2 separate regions of the Homo sapiens genome follow, and region 1 is linked to region 2. The links are chromatin contacts, found by Hi-C or POLR2A ChIA-PET in ENCODE. All regions are on one chromosome and are shown on one strand. Each heading gives the region's core, a stretch centred on a gene start or an enhancer-like site at or near the end of the contact. The rest is flanking DNA. Distances are from core to core; before and after follow the strand shown. Region 1 holds the start of STK17A (serine/threonine kinase 17a). Region 2 overlaps CDK13 (cyclin dependent kinase 13).

Region 1 (6,126 bases), core at 3,545-6,044, 3.6 Mb after region 2:
AATATTTTGAAAGGAATCTATTTTTTTTTTCTGAGCACTAGGTCTCCAGACTGGGCTTAAAATGTTCAGTAGACTATGTTGTAAATACATGTGCTGTCATCCAGCCTTTGTTTTTCGATTTCTAGAGCATAGGCAGAGTAGATTTGGCATAATTCTTAAAGGCCCTAGAATTTTTAGAGTGGTCAAAGAGCATCGGCTTCACCTTAGAGTCATGAGCTGCATTAGCCCCTAACAAGGGAGTCAGCCTGTCCTTTGAAGCTTTGAAGCCAAGCCTGGACTTTTACTCTCTAACTCTGAGTCTTAGATGACATCTTCTTCCAATAGAAAGTCATTTAATCTACACTGAAAACCTGTTGTTTCATATAGCTCTCTTCATCAATTACTTGAGCTAGATCTTCTAAATAAATTCCTGCAGCTTCTACATCAGCACTTACTACTTCACCTTGAACTTTTATGTTATGCAGATAGTCTCTTTCCTTAAATCTCATGAATCAACCTCTGCTAACTTCAAACTTTTCTTTGGCAGCTGCCTAACCTCTCTCAGCCTTCAGAGAATTGAAGAGAGGTAAAGCCTTGCTCTGGATTAGGCTTTGGCTTAAGGGAATCTTGTGGCTGGTTTGATCTTCTATCCAGACCACTCAAACTTTCTCCATATCAGCAAGAAGGCTGTTTCACTATTTTTATCATTCCTATGTTCACTGGGGTAGTATTTTTAATATGTTCACTGGGGTAGTATTTTTAATTCCCTTCCAGAACTTTTCCTTTGTATTCACAATTTGGCTAACTGGCTCAAGAGGCCTAGCTTTCAGCCCATCTTGGCTTTCTACATGCCTTCCTCACTAAGCTTAACCATTTTGAGCTTTTATTTCAAGTAAAAGACATGGGAATCTTCCTTTCACTTGAACACTTAGAGGCTGTTTTAGGGTTTTTAATTGGTCTATTTCAATATTGTTGTGTTTCAGAGAATAGGGAGGCCTGAGGAGAGGAAGAGAAATGGGGGGCTGATTGGTGGAGCAGTTAGATCACACACATTTATCAATTAACTTTGCATGAGTGCAATTCATGGTACCCAAAAGCAATTACAATAATAACATCAAAGATCAAAGATCACGGTCCACCATAACAGATATAATAGTAATAATAAAGTTTGAAACATAGTGAGAATTACCAAAATGTGACAGAAAGAAATGAAGACAGCACATACTGTTGGAAAAATGGCACTGGTAGACTTGCTTGATGCAAGGTTGCCACAAACCTTCAGTTCGTAAAAAATGTAATATCTGCAAAGTGCAATAAAGCAAATTGCAATAAAATGAGATATGCCTGTATTTACATGGCATAATTCTTTCCATCCTTTCAATCTTTCTGTAGCCTTTTATTTGAGGTGTCTCTTACAAGCAACATATAATTGATATTATTTTTAATTCTGTCCATAGCATTTGCCTTTTAACTGGAGTATAGATTCCATTTATATTTAATGTACTTGCCAAAAAACCCTCCTGTTTTAAAAAATTTACCTTTTTTTTTTTTTTTGAGACAGAGTTTCACTCTGCTGCCCAGGCTGGAGTGCAGTGGTACAATCTCGGCTCACTGCAGCCTCCGCCTCCTGGGTTCAAGTGATTCTCCTGCCTCAGCCTCCCGAGTAGCTGGGACTACAGGTGCCCACCACCACGCCTAGCTCGTTTTTTGTGTTTTATTTTAATAGAGATGGGGGTTTCACTATGTTGACCAGGCTGGTCTCGAACTCCTGACCTCAGGTGATCTACCCTCCTTGGCTTCCCAAAGTGATCATCTATTTGTTTCTACTTGTCTGTGTTCCTTTTTTCCCTTTCTTGCTTCTTTTATTTTTTATTTTTTCATTTCCCCTCTTTTTTACATGTTATTCATTCTTTTTCTATTACTTTTGCTGTTATTCTAGAGATTATAATATTCATTATTGATGTATTAAAGCCAAGTACTTTTATCAATTCCTATACAATCCTAGGACTTTAGAACACTTTACTTTCATTTACTCTATCTCACTTTTTGTGCTGCTATTGTGTATATTTTAATTCTACATATATTTAAACTTCACATGACGTTATTTTTATTGTTTTATATAAATTGTGTTTATTTATATCTATCCATATATATATATGTATTTATATCTATCCATATATAAAAGGATTGATTGCTCTTCATTCCTTTAGATGTCTCCATGATTTCATTTGGGATTATATTCCATCTGCCTGAAAAACTCCTTTTGGAATTTCCTTTAATGTAAATCAGCTGATGATCTTAGTGTTTCTTGGTTATAAAACTGGCTGTATTTTATTTTCAATTTTGAAGATCATTTTTACTGGGTATATAATATAGGTTGATAGGTAATTTCTCCTAGCGCTTTGAAAACATTTGAAGGTGTTTAGGCTTCCATTGGTTCTTTGAGAATAAGCTTTTAATTTTATTGTTGCTCATTTGCAGATTATATCTCTGTTTTCTTTGCTGATTTTAAACCTTTTCTTTTTGATTTTGTTTCTCAGTAGTTTACAATGTGCCTAGACATGGTTTTCTTTGCTTGAAATCCTGCTCTATGTTCATAATGTTTCTTGACTCTGAGAATTGTTGTTCATTAGTTTTAAAAAATTTCCAGCCGTTATCTTTTCAAATACTGCTTCTTTTCCTTTTTTCTCTCACCTCTCTTCCTGATATTCCAATTACGTGTGTGTTAGAATGTTTTACCACATATCACATGTGTCATAGTCTCCTTTCTGAGACCTTATCTCTTTTATAGAAAGTTCTTTCATATCTCTTGTATGTCATTTTTCATATTTTGTTTTGCTTATTAGCTTCACTAATTCTTGCTTAAGTTGTATCTCATCTGTTATTAAGCCCATAATTCTGTAGTAGTTTTAGTTAGTGTGTTTTTTTCTCCAATTCCAAAATTCCATTGTATTCTTCTTTGGAGTTTCCAGTTCTCTGCTGAAAACTCTTTATCTTGCAATTTAATTTCTTGAAGATATTTAACAGAATTATTTTAAAATCTGTCTTTAAACTTTAATATCTGGATCTTCTGTGTGTTTATTTCTGTTTTCTTTTTCCCTTAGTTTTTAAGACAATTCTGTGTCCTTTGTTTAAATTAAGTTTCAGACATGGTGTATAAAATATTATATGGGTAATGTGTTGCTCTGAATGATGCTTTTTTTCCCCAGAGAGAATATTTACTGTTGCCATTTGAAGCTGGTTTTCAGCCCTTGGGTCTATTTCCCGTTCATCCACACCCCTAGGGTATAGCTCTTCGGAGTCCCAGCTGAAAGCCTAGTTGCTTACCAGCCCCTCATCATAAATAGGTCCTAAACTCCAATTTTTTTTTTGTCTCCCCAACCCCATGAGATGACTGAAAGCTCTGCTTACTTTCTCACTCTTTCAGCCATGGCTTTAAAATCATCAAATACCTCATGGGAAAAGTGGTGGCTTTCTGAGCTGCCTATCTTTCCAGGATTTCAGTCATCCAAGTCCTTGCTGGGAGAGGAAATTTTTAACTTTTGTCAACTTTTCTATTTTTTCTTAGTGAGAATATTGAACACAAATAAACTAGTATATCAGTGCCAGAAGCAAAACTCCACTGAGACAGTCTGAGTAGAGCAGTGGTGTGATTTGGTTTCGATTTTTAAAAGATCACTCTCATTGCCTTGAAAATGAACTATGCGACATTAGGGAGAAAGAAGGATGGAAGCAGGTGGTCCAGTTAGTAAACTATCACAATAATCCAGGTAAGAGATAACGATGGCTCAGGCCATGGTGGTAAGGTGGAAATAGAGAGAAGTGATCAAACGCCGCATCTAGTTTGAAGGAAAAGACAAGAGGGTTTACTGACAAACTGGAGATGAGCATGAGAGAGGAATCAATGCTCATCCCAAGATTTTTGGCCTGAACAGCTAGAAGGAAGGAGATGAAGAAAACTGAGACGGGGAAAGCTGGGTAGGAGTGCATTCATGAAGACCAATCAGCAACTTACTTTTGTGTATGTTAAGTCTGAGATGCTAATTTGACATGTAAGTGGAGATGCCAAATGCATAGTCAAATACACCAGTCTGAAGTTCAGGGAATATTTGGAAGCTAGAGATACAAATTCTGTAGTCATGAGCATATAGATGGTAATTAAAGTCGTAAGACCGGATGAGAGGACCTCGAAAGTAAATATAGAGACGACTACAGACAATATAATAGTGTCTATTTCATAGGGCCGGTGTGCAGGGTTAATAATATTTATACAACTCTGCCTCCAGACCCCTCTCCCAGTGTACGGAGATCAGGATCTCATCACCCCTCCCCACCACGTGAAGTCCTGCTTACAGCTCAAATGCCTTTTATTAACCGAAGTGCCTCCAGACCCCTCCCCTCCTCACCACGTGAAGTCCCGCTTACAGCTCAAATGCCTTTTATTAACCGAAGGTCAGCTTTTGTGACTCTCAGACGCTCAACAGGTGCGCAACTCTGCTAACGCAGTAGGCTGTCCTGGCCAAAGGGTGGTGCTGTGAGTCGCCTCCAGCCTCCGGGCCGTCCCGAAAGCTGCACCTTCTCCCCCTGAGCTGCAGAGGGCGCGCGTGAGGCATCGGGCGCTCAGGACCCCGCGGGAGCTCAGCGAGGGGGCGGGCGGCCACGGAGTGAGGCCGGGGCGGGGTCGGGCGCGGGGCGGACGTGGGGAGGGGTTGGCCGGGGCCAGAAGCAGGGTGCAGGGCAGGCGCGGGGCGGTCACGGGGGCGGGGCCGGTCGCGGGGCGCGGGGCGGGCCCGAGCTACCGGTAGTCTGCCTGCCGCAGTCCGAGCGCCGCGCTGGGGAGAGCGGGTGTTTGAAGGCTCCGCGGACCGGCACTAGGAGCCGGGGGCGGGTCCGTGACCCTCCGGCTGCTCGGAGTGAACAGGCGGCCAGGAAAGAAGCGGGCCTGAACACCATGATCCCTTTGGAGAAGCCAGGCAGCGGCGGCTCCTCCCCAGGCGCCACCTCAGGCTCGGGCCGGGCAGGCCGGGGTCTGAGCGGGCCGTGCCGGCCGCCGCCGCCGCCCCAGGCCCGCGGGCTGCTGACAGAGATACGCGCCGTGGTGCGCACCGAGCCCTTCCAGGACGGCTACAGCCTGTGCCCGGGCCGGGAGCTGGGCAGGTGAGGACGGGCGGGGCCCGGCGCGGAACCTTCCCGGACGCGCGGGGCGGGACGTGGGCGCCGATAAGTGCCGGCGCCGCGGCGGCGAGGCTGAAGTGGCGTTGCTGCTGCCGATAACGCGCGTTGTGACTTGGCACAAACTTGGGTGCCGACGGCAAGTAGGGCAGCCGAGTCGCACCAGCGCCCCCTCCACGCGCCGCGCCCAGCAAGCGAGTGGTGGTAACTCGATGGCGGTCCCGGAGGCGCGGACACTTTCCTCAGCCCTTTCGTTCTCTGTGGCGTTTCGAATGGCTATTTAACGAGAGAAGGTGCGGGCCGCGCTCTGCCTTTCACCCCGAGCAGCGGGTCTGAAAACCAGAGGTCTGTGGAGCCGACTTTGCATTTTTCCTTCAACTCTTGCGACTTTCTTGGTCTGCCTGTGTGGTTTTAATAAAATACAGCATCCGTTGTGACCGCTTCCTTTGCACCGGCGCTCTGTTACCTTGTGTCGGTCTTCTGCTGAATTCATTTTCGTTTTCTTGGTTGGTTTTCTGCCGTTTTAGTTCTAAAGCATTTAGGTCCCTTTGCTTCGAGTTTAGATTGGTTTCTTTCGTGGGCGCTTGGCCCTTTTCTCGCTTTTTACTTTGCTGGGAACCGATTCTTGCCTTCTCCCCCCACCCCACGCTAGCCCACCCTTTTTTTGTGGGAGTAGAGAGAGCTTACAACTTGGTCTGTAAAGTTGCAGGTGCAGGCTGTTCGGATGCTTTACATTTTGTATGCTGAAGAGGGGTGATCGAGTGATTTTTGTGGGGTTTGGCGACTCTTCCTTGAGAACAGTTTGAAGAAGTTGTTAAATACTCTGGCTTTGGGGGCAGACCTGAGTTCATATTCGTGCCCTTCTTGCTGTGTTTGCCTTTGGAGGGGTTAGACTCTCCAGCCTCACTTTCCTCATCCGTAAAATCGTATAATGATGACAGTACCTACCTCAGAGGTGGCCTGAAGATGCCATGC
Region 2 (6,521 bases), core at 1,528-4,027:
TGGGATTACAGTTATGAGCTACGGCACCTAGCCTCAGGTGTTATTTTTATCTATGAAGTCTTCATTAATCTCGTTCAGAAGTGATTTTTAAAAATACCTTTAGAACTGAGATCACTTTGTGAGTACTTATTACATCCAGTTTACCCAGTTGGTAGGCATTTGAGTTATTTCCAGTTTTTGGCTGTTATGAGCAAAGCTACTGAACATTTGAGTACAGGTCTTTTGTTTTTGTTTCTCTTGAATAAGTTAGGAGAGGGTTTGCTGTGTTGTTGTATGGGAAGCGAATGCTTGACTTCCTACAGTCCCATGGTGTTTTTCAAAATGTCTTTGCCATTTGCATTCCAGTCAGTAGAGTATGGGATTCCAGATGCCTCACCTCCTCAATAAGACTTATTTTTTTTTTTGTCAGTCTTTGATTTTAGCCATTCTAGTGGATGTGTATTGGTATCTCATTGTGGTTTTATTTGCAATTCCCTAATGATAAGTAATGTTGAGTATACTTCCATATGTTTATTTGCCCTTCCTATTTTTTGCTAAGTGTCTCAAAATGTTCATTCTTCATGAATTGGGTTGTTGTCTTACTAAAGTTGTAAGAATTCTGTGTATATGCTAGATACAAATAAATGTTTTGCAAACGTTTTTTCCTCAGTCTGTGGCTCACTTTCCCTAACAGTAATTTCCAAGAGCAAACGTTTTAAATTTTAATGAAAAACCAGTTTAGCATTTGTGTGATTTATGCTTTTTTTTTTTTTTTTTGAGACAGCGTGTCTCACTCTGTCGCCCAGGCATGTTCTCAGCTCACTGCAACCTCCGCCTCCTGGGTTCAAGCGATTCTCGTGTCTCAGCCTCCTGAGTGGCTGGGATTATAGGCATGTGCCATCACGCCCAGCTAAATTTTGTATTTTTAGTAGAGACAGGGTTTCACCATGTTGGCCAGGCTGGTCTCAAACTCCTGACCTCAACCTGCTTCTGCCTCCCAAAGTGCTGGGATTACAGGCGTGAGCCAGCCACTGTGTTCGGCCAGATTTATGCATTTTATGTCCAAAAAAATTTTTGCCTAACCCACAGTAACAGATATTTTCTCCTTAGGCTTATAATGTGCATGTTTCTCAGTCTACTTTTATGTATAATGTTAACATTATGATAGCATACTTACATTTTCATCTTGTCTTTTGTACTGTTGTCATCTTTTTTTTTTTTGAGACGGAGTCTTACTTCTTCGTCTAGACTGGAGTGCAATGGCATGATCTTGGCTCACTGCAACCTCCGCCTCCCAGGTTCAAGCAATTCTCTTGCCTCAGCCTCCCCAGTAGCTGGGATTACAGGCATGTGCCACCACGCCCAGCTAATTTTTGTATTTTTAGTAGAGCTGGGATTTCACCCTGTTGGCCAGGCTGGTCTTGAACTCCTGACCTCAAGTGATCCACCCACTTCAGCCTCCCAAAGTGCTGGGATTACAGGCATGAGCCACTGCGCCTGGCCTGTTGTCATCTGTTTTATGTCTGTTTGCATGGTGTATGTGTGTTAAATACAGACATAAAATTTAAAATGAGAAGAGGCACTTATATTTACTCAAATGTTTACCTTTTCAAATGCTTTTCCTTTTTACAGATCCAACTTTCCATGTAGTATCATTTTCCTCTGGCTGGAGGAATGGCTTTGAACATTTTTTATTATGTAGGTCTGCTTTTTCTATGTCTGATAAAGTCTCCATTTTGAAAGATTGTTTTACTGGGTGTGGAATCCTAAACTGAAATTTTTTCCTTAATATTTTGACTTGTTGCATTTCTAGCTGATAAATTTCTGTAATATTTTGGTTTTGCTTCAACCATTGGATTTCAAGTCCTGTGACTTTTTAAATATTTGTGGTTCTTAAGCACCTAGTACAGCATTTGATAGTAGGTACCTAGCAAGTGAGATTAAATTGCCTGTCTTGTTTTATAATTTTATTTTCTAGGGCTGGGTGTGGTGGCTCATGCCTGTAATCCCAGCAGTTTGGGAGGCTAGGGCAGCAGATCAACTGAGGCCAGGAGTTCAAGACTAGCCTGGCCAACATGACAAAACCCCATCTCTGCTAAGGGTACAAAAACTAGCTGGGTGTGGTGATGTGCACCTGTAATCCCAGCTACTCGGAAGGCTGAAGTAGGAGAATCACTTGAGCCCAGGAGGCGGAGGTTGCCATGAGCCAAGATCTTGCCACTACACTCCAGCCTGGGCAACAGAGTAAGACTCGGTCTCAAAAAAACAAAACAAAAAACAAAAAAAACACTTTGTATTTTCTAGCAAACTATTCCTTCAGCATAAATTGCTTTGGATTAAAAAAAAAAAGAGGTCCAGGCTGGGTGTGGTGGCTCGCAGCACTTTGGGAGGCCAAGGCAGGCAGATCACGAGGTCAGGAGTTCGAGACCAGCCTGGCCAATATGGTGAAACTCTGTCTTTACTAAAAATACAAAAATTAGCCGGACGTGGTGGCGGGCGCCTATAGTCCCAGCTACTTGGGAGGCTGAGGCAGAAGAATCACTTGAACCTGGGAGGTGGAGCTTGCAATGAGCTGAGATTGCACCACTGCCTGGGCAACAGAGCAAGACTCCATCTCAAAAAGACAAAAAATGAAAAACAAAAAAAACAAAAAAAGGTCCAGCCCCACACGGTTAGAAAAATTCTGTTGATATTAATAAGGTCTGGTAATACACTTTGAACAAATTCTTGATGGCTACAGAGAGACTAATCAAAGTATGTGCTTTTGTGCATGTCAAGTACTGAGCTCCCTTCTACTCTTCTCACCTGCTTTTCATTTTCTGTCTTCAAAAATACATATCAAGGCATGGTTCAGGGAAACATGAAGACAAACACAGAATTTATGCTCAGTGGACTAGAACATGTTTGCTTGAGCAAATCTGCAAAAAGTCAGCCACGTGTCTTTTTGTTGTTGTTGTCGTTACTTTTAATATGGCATAAGAACCATAAAGGAAGTGTATTTTTAGAATAAACACAAAACATTTCAGTTTTATGTTATCTTTTCTAGTTTTAAAAATAACATGTTTATTGAAATGTATTTCACATACTGTACAGTTACTGTTTTAAACTATAATTTATTAGTCTTTAGTCTCTTCATAGCTTTGTGTAACCACTAATTTGAGAATATTTCAGTCACTCCAGAGAGAAACTCCATGGCTATTTAGCAGTCACTCCCCATTCCCACATTCCACAGTTTTGGCAACCAACGGTTGGTGATTTCTTTCTGTCTTTGTAGATTTACCTATGCTGGATATTTCATTTCAGTGGAATCATATAATGTATGATCTTTTATGGCTGGATTCTTTCACTAAAGCATAATGTTTTCAAGGTTTATCTGTGTTGTAGTATATGGATCAATATTCCTTTTATTGGCCAAATATCCCATTGTATGGTTATGCCACATTTTATCATTAGTCATGGACCTTTGGGTTAACTTTTTGGCTATTTTTTTAATGCTGCTATGAACATTTGTGTACAAGTTTTTGCATGAGCATTTGTTTTTCTCTTGAGCATATATCTAGGAGTAGAATTGCTGGGTCATATGATAATTCTATGTTTAAGATTTTAAAGAGCTGTCAAGCTGTTTTTTAAAGTAGCTGCATCATTTTTATATTCATATCAGCAACATATGAGGGTTCCAGTTTCTTCACATCCTCAACAAGAGTTGTCTTTTTGATTGTAGCCATCTTGGTATTTGCAGTGGGATCACATTTTGGTTTAGATTTGCATTTCTCTAATGACAAATAAAGTTGAGCATCTTTTCATGTGTTTTTGACCATTTGAGAAATGGCCAAAATCTTTTTTTGAGAAATGTCTACATGAATCTCTTGTCCACCCCCACTACCCCCTCTTTTTTTTGAGACAGGGTCTCACTCTGTTGCCCAGGCTAAAGTGCAGTGGCACAATTTTGGCTCACTGCAGCCTCCATCTCTAGGACTCAAACAATTTCCCTATCTTAGCCTCCTGAGCAGCTGGGACCACAGGTACACGCCACCACACCTGGCTAATTTTTTCGTATTTTTGTATAGATGAGGTTTTGCCGTGCTGCCCAGTCTGGTCTCAAACTCAAGCTCAAGCAATCCTCCCACCTTGGCCTCCCCAAATGCTGGGATTATGGGCATGAGACACCATGCCTGGCCTTCTTTGCCCATTTTTAAATTGGGCTGTCGTCTTATTATAGGATCTTAAGAGTTTTTTATACTGTCTATTCTAGATGTAAGTCCTTTATCAGATACATGATTTACAAATAATTTCTTTCATTCTATCACTTTGTTGATGGTGTCTTTTAAAGCACAAAAGTATTTTATTTTGATGGAGTCCAATTTATTATTTATTGCTTGTGTTTTTTGGTCTCAAATCTAAGAAGGCTTTGCCTAATCTGTGTTCACAAAGATTTTCTGCATTTTCTTCTAAAAATTTTATAGTTATAGCTCCTACTTTGATCCATTTTCAGTTAGTTTTTTGTATGGTGAAAGGAAGAGGTCTAGCTTCATTCTTTTGTGTGTGGATATACAGTTGTCCCAGCACCATTTGTTGAAAAGAGTATTCCTTTTCCATTGAATTGTCTTAGCACCCTTGTTGAAAATCAACTGATCACAAATGTTAGGATTTATTTATGTACTCTGAATTCTGTTCCATTGATTTATGTATCCGTCCGTATGCCAGTACCACACAGTCTTGCTTACTCTGATTTTGCAGTAATTTTTGAAATCAGGAAGTGTGAATCTTCCAACTTAGGTCTTTTTTAAGATTGTTTTGACTGTTTGGGTTCTTGGCATTTTCAAATGAATTTTAGAATCAGCTTGCCAGTTAGTTCAAAAAAGCAGCTAGGATTTTGATAGGGAGTACATTGATTTTAAAAATTTTTTGTTTCATCACTACAGAACTGCAATACATTGACTTTTTAGATTAATTTGGGGAGTATTATCTTGTTAATTTTTTTTTTTTCTTTTTGAGACAGGGTTTCACTATGTTGCTCAGGGTGGTCTTGAACTCCTAGGCTCAAGCGCTCCTCCTGCCTTGGCCTCCCAAGGTGTTGGGATCATAGGCATGAGCCAGCGCGCCTGGCCAGGGAGTATTACCTTTTAACAATTTAAGTCATCTAATACGTGAACACGGGATGTCTTTCCTTTTATTTAGATTTTCCTTAATATTTTTTAGTGTGTTTTGTAGTTTTCAGGGTATAAGCCTTGCACTTTTTAAACTTTTAGGTATTTCATCCTTTTAAAGGCTATTGCAATGGGATTGTTTTCTTTTTTTCTTTTTTTTTTTTTTTTTTTGTTTTTTGAGATGAAGTCTCGCTGTGTCACCCAGGCTGGAGTGCAGTGGCACGGTCTTGGCTCACTGCAACTCTGCCTCCTGGGTTCAAGTGATTCTCCTGCCTCAGCCTCCTATGTAGCTGGGATTACAGGTGAGTGCCACCATGGCTGGCTAATTTTTGTATTTTTAGTAGAAACAGGGTTTTGCCATGTTGGTCAGGCTGGTCTCAAACTCCTGACCTCAGGTGATCCACCCACCTTGACCTCCCAAAGTACTGGGATTACAGGCGTGAGCCACAGTGCCCAGCCGGAATTCCTTTTATTTCTTATCCTTGACTAATTACAATGGCTAGAACCTCAAATACAATGTTGAACAGAGGAATGAGAAGGGACTTTCTTGTCTTGTTCCTCATTTAGTCTTTATTCGCAAAGTAGTTAGCTGCAGATTCGTCATAAATGGCTAGTTTTATTTTTTAATAAAAATAATGACTTTGATTCCAAGTCATTGCAGAAGTCAGGAAAAAAAAAAGACTTTGTTTCTCTCAAAGTCTTAAGCTCTGGTGTAAAAAAAATTCTGGGTTGGGCATGGTGGCTCACACCTGTTATCCCAGCACTTTGGGAGGCCGAGGCAGGAGGGTCACTTGAACCCAAGAGTTTGAGATTAGCCTGGGAAACATGGCAAAAACTTGTCTCTACAGAAAATACAAAAATTTGCCGGGCCTGGTGGTGTGCACTTGTCCCATCTACTTGAGGGGCTGAGGCAGGAGAATCGCTTTGAGCCTGGGAGGTTGAGGCTGCAGTGAGCCAAGATTGCACCACTGCACTCCAGCCTGGGCAACAGAGTGAGACCCTGTCTCAAAGCAAAACAAAAAAAACCCCTCAAATACCTTGTTTGACCCCTATATGTGAGCATATATTAATATAAGTATTCATTACTATTCTAGGGGCCATGAAAAAAGGAAATCTCCTATTTTGTAGTATGTGTGTAATGATTGCCACATTGGTTTCTCATATACCATGTGTACAGAAACATTTGAACAGTGTTTTATAATGAATAATGTATGCATTAATGTTGAAATGATGAGAGAGAGCCCGCCATGTGATGATCTAAGCATCCCAGGAAAAGAAAATGATGCATGCTTAGGCACCAAGTCAAGAAGAAGCTTGACCTTCTGCAAAAGCAGAAAGGAGACCAGCATGGCTGGAGTCTGGTAAATAAAGAAGGGTATAATAAAGATGGAAGGC

The links. Hi-C counts contacts between places; a loop is a spot of excess contacts on that map. ChIA-PET counts read pairs that join two places held with the same protein, here RNA polymerase II (POLR2A).
Region 1: a map of OCI-LY7 shows a loop between it and region 2 (5-fold over the local background). The contact joins the promoter of STK17A here to the enhancer-like site in region 2. A Hi-C loop is called at or near these places in 1 of 168 maps with a recorded cell type or tissue (OCI-LY7). POLR2A ChIA-PET finds 5 or more read pairs at or near these places in 1 of 52 experiments (GM10248).

The regions. Positions count from the first base shown.
Region 1 is chr7:43,578,314-43,584,439 of GRCh38, forward strand. It overlaps STK17A (serine/threonine kinase 17a), which reads left to right and starts at 4,795. Exons shown (of 7, transcript NM_004760.3): 1 at 4,795-5,136. The coding sequence starts at 4,931. RefSeq lists enhancers at 1-15, 5,595-5,644, 5,775-5,884 and a silencer at 4,415-5,194.
Region 2 is chr7:39,969,279-39,975,799 of GRCh38, forward strand. All of the region lies in intron 1 of CDK13 (cyclin dependent kinase 13), which reads left to right. Among named protein-coding and RNA genes, the nearest start is that of CDK13, 22 kb to the left of the region's middle. RefSeq lists an enhancer at 6,251-6,521. Within about 2 kb of position 2,778, at least 3 of the 41 ENCODE cell types and tissues checked have a DNase peak (open chromatin) inside an H3K27ac peak, as active enhancers do; they include OCI-LY7, where a contact is called at or near this core.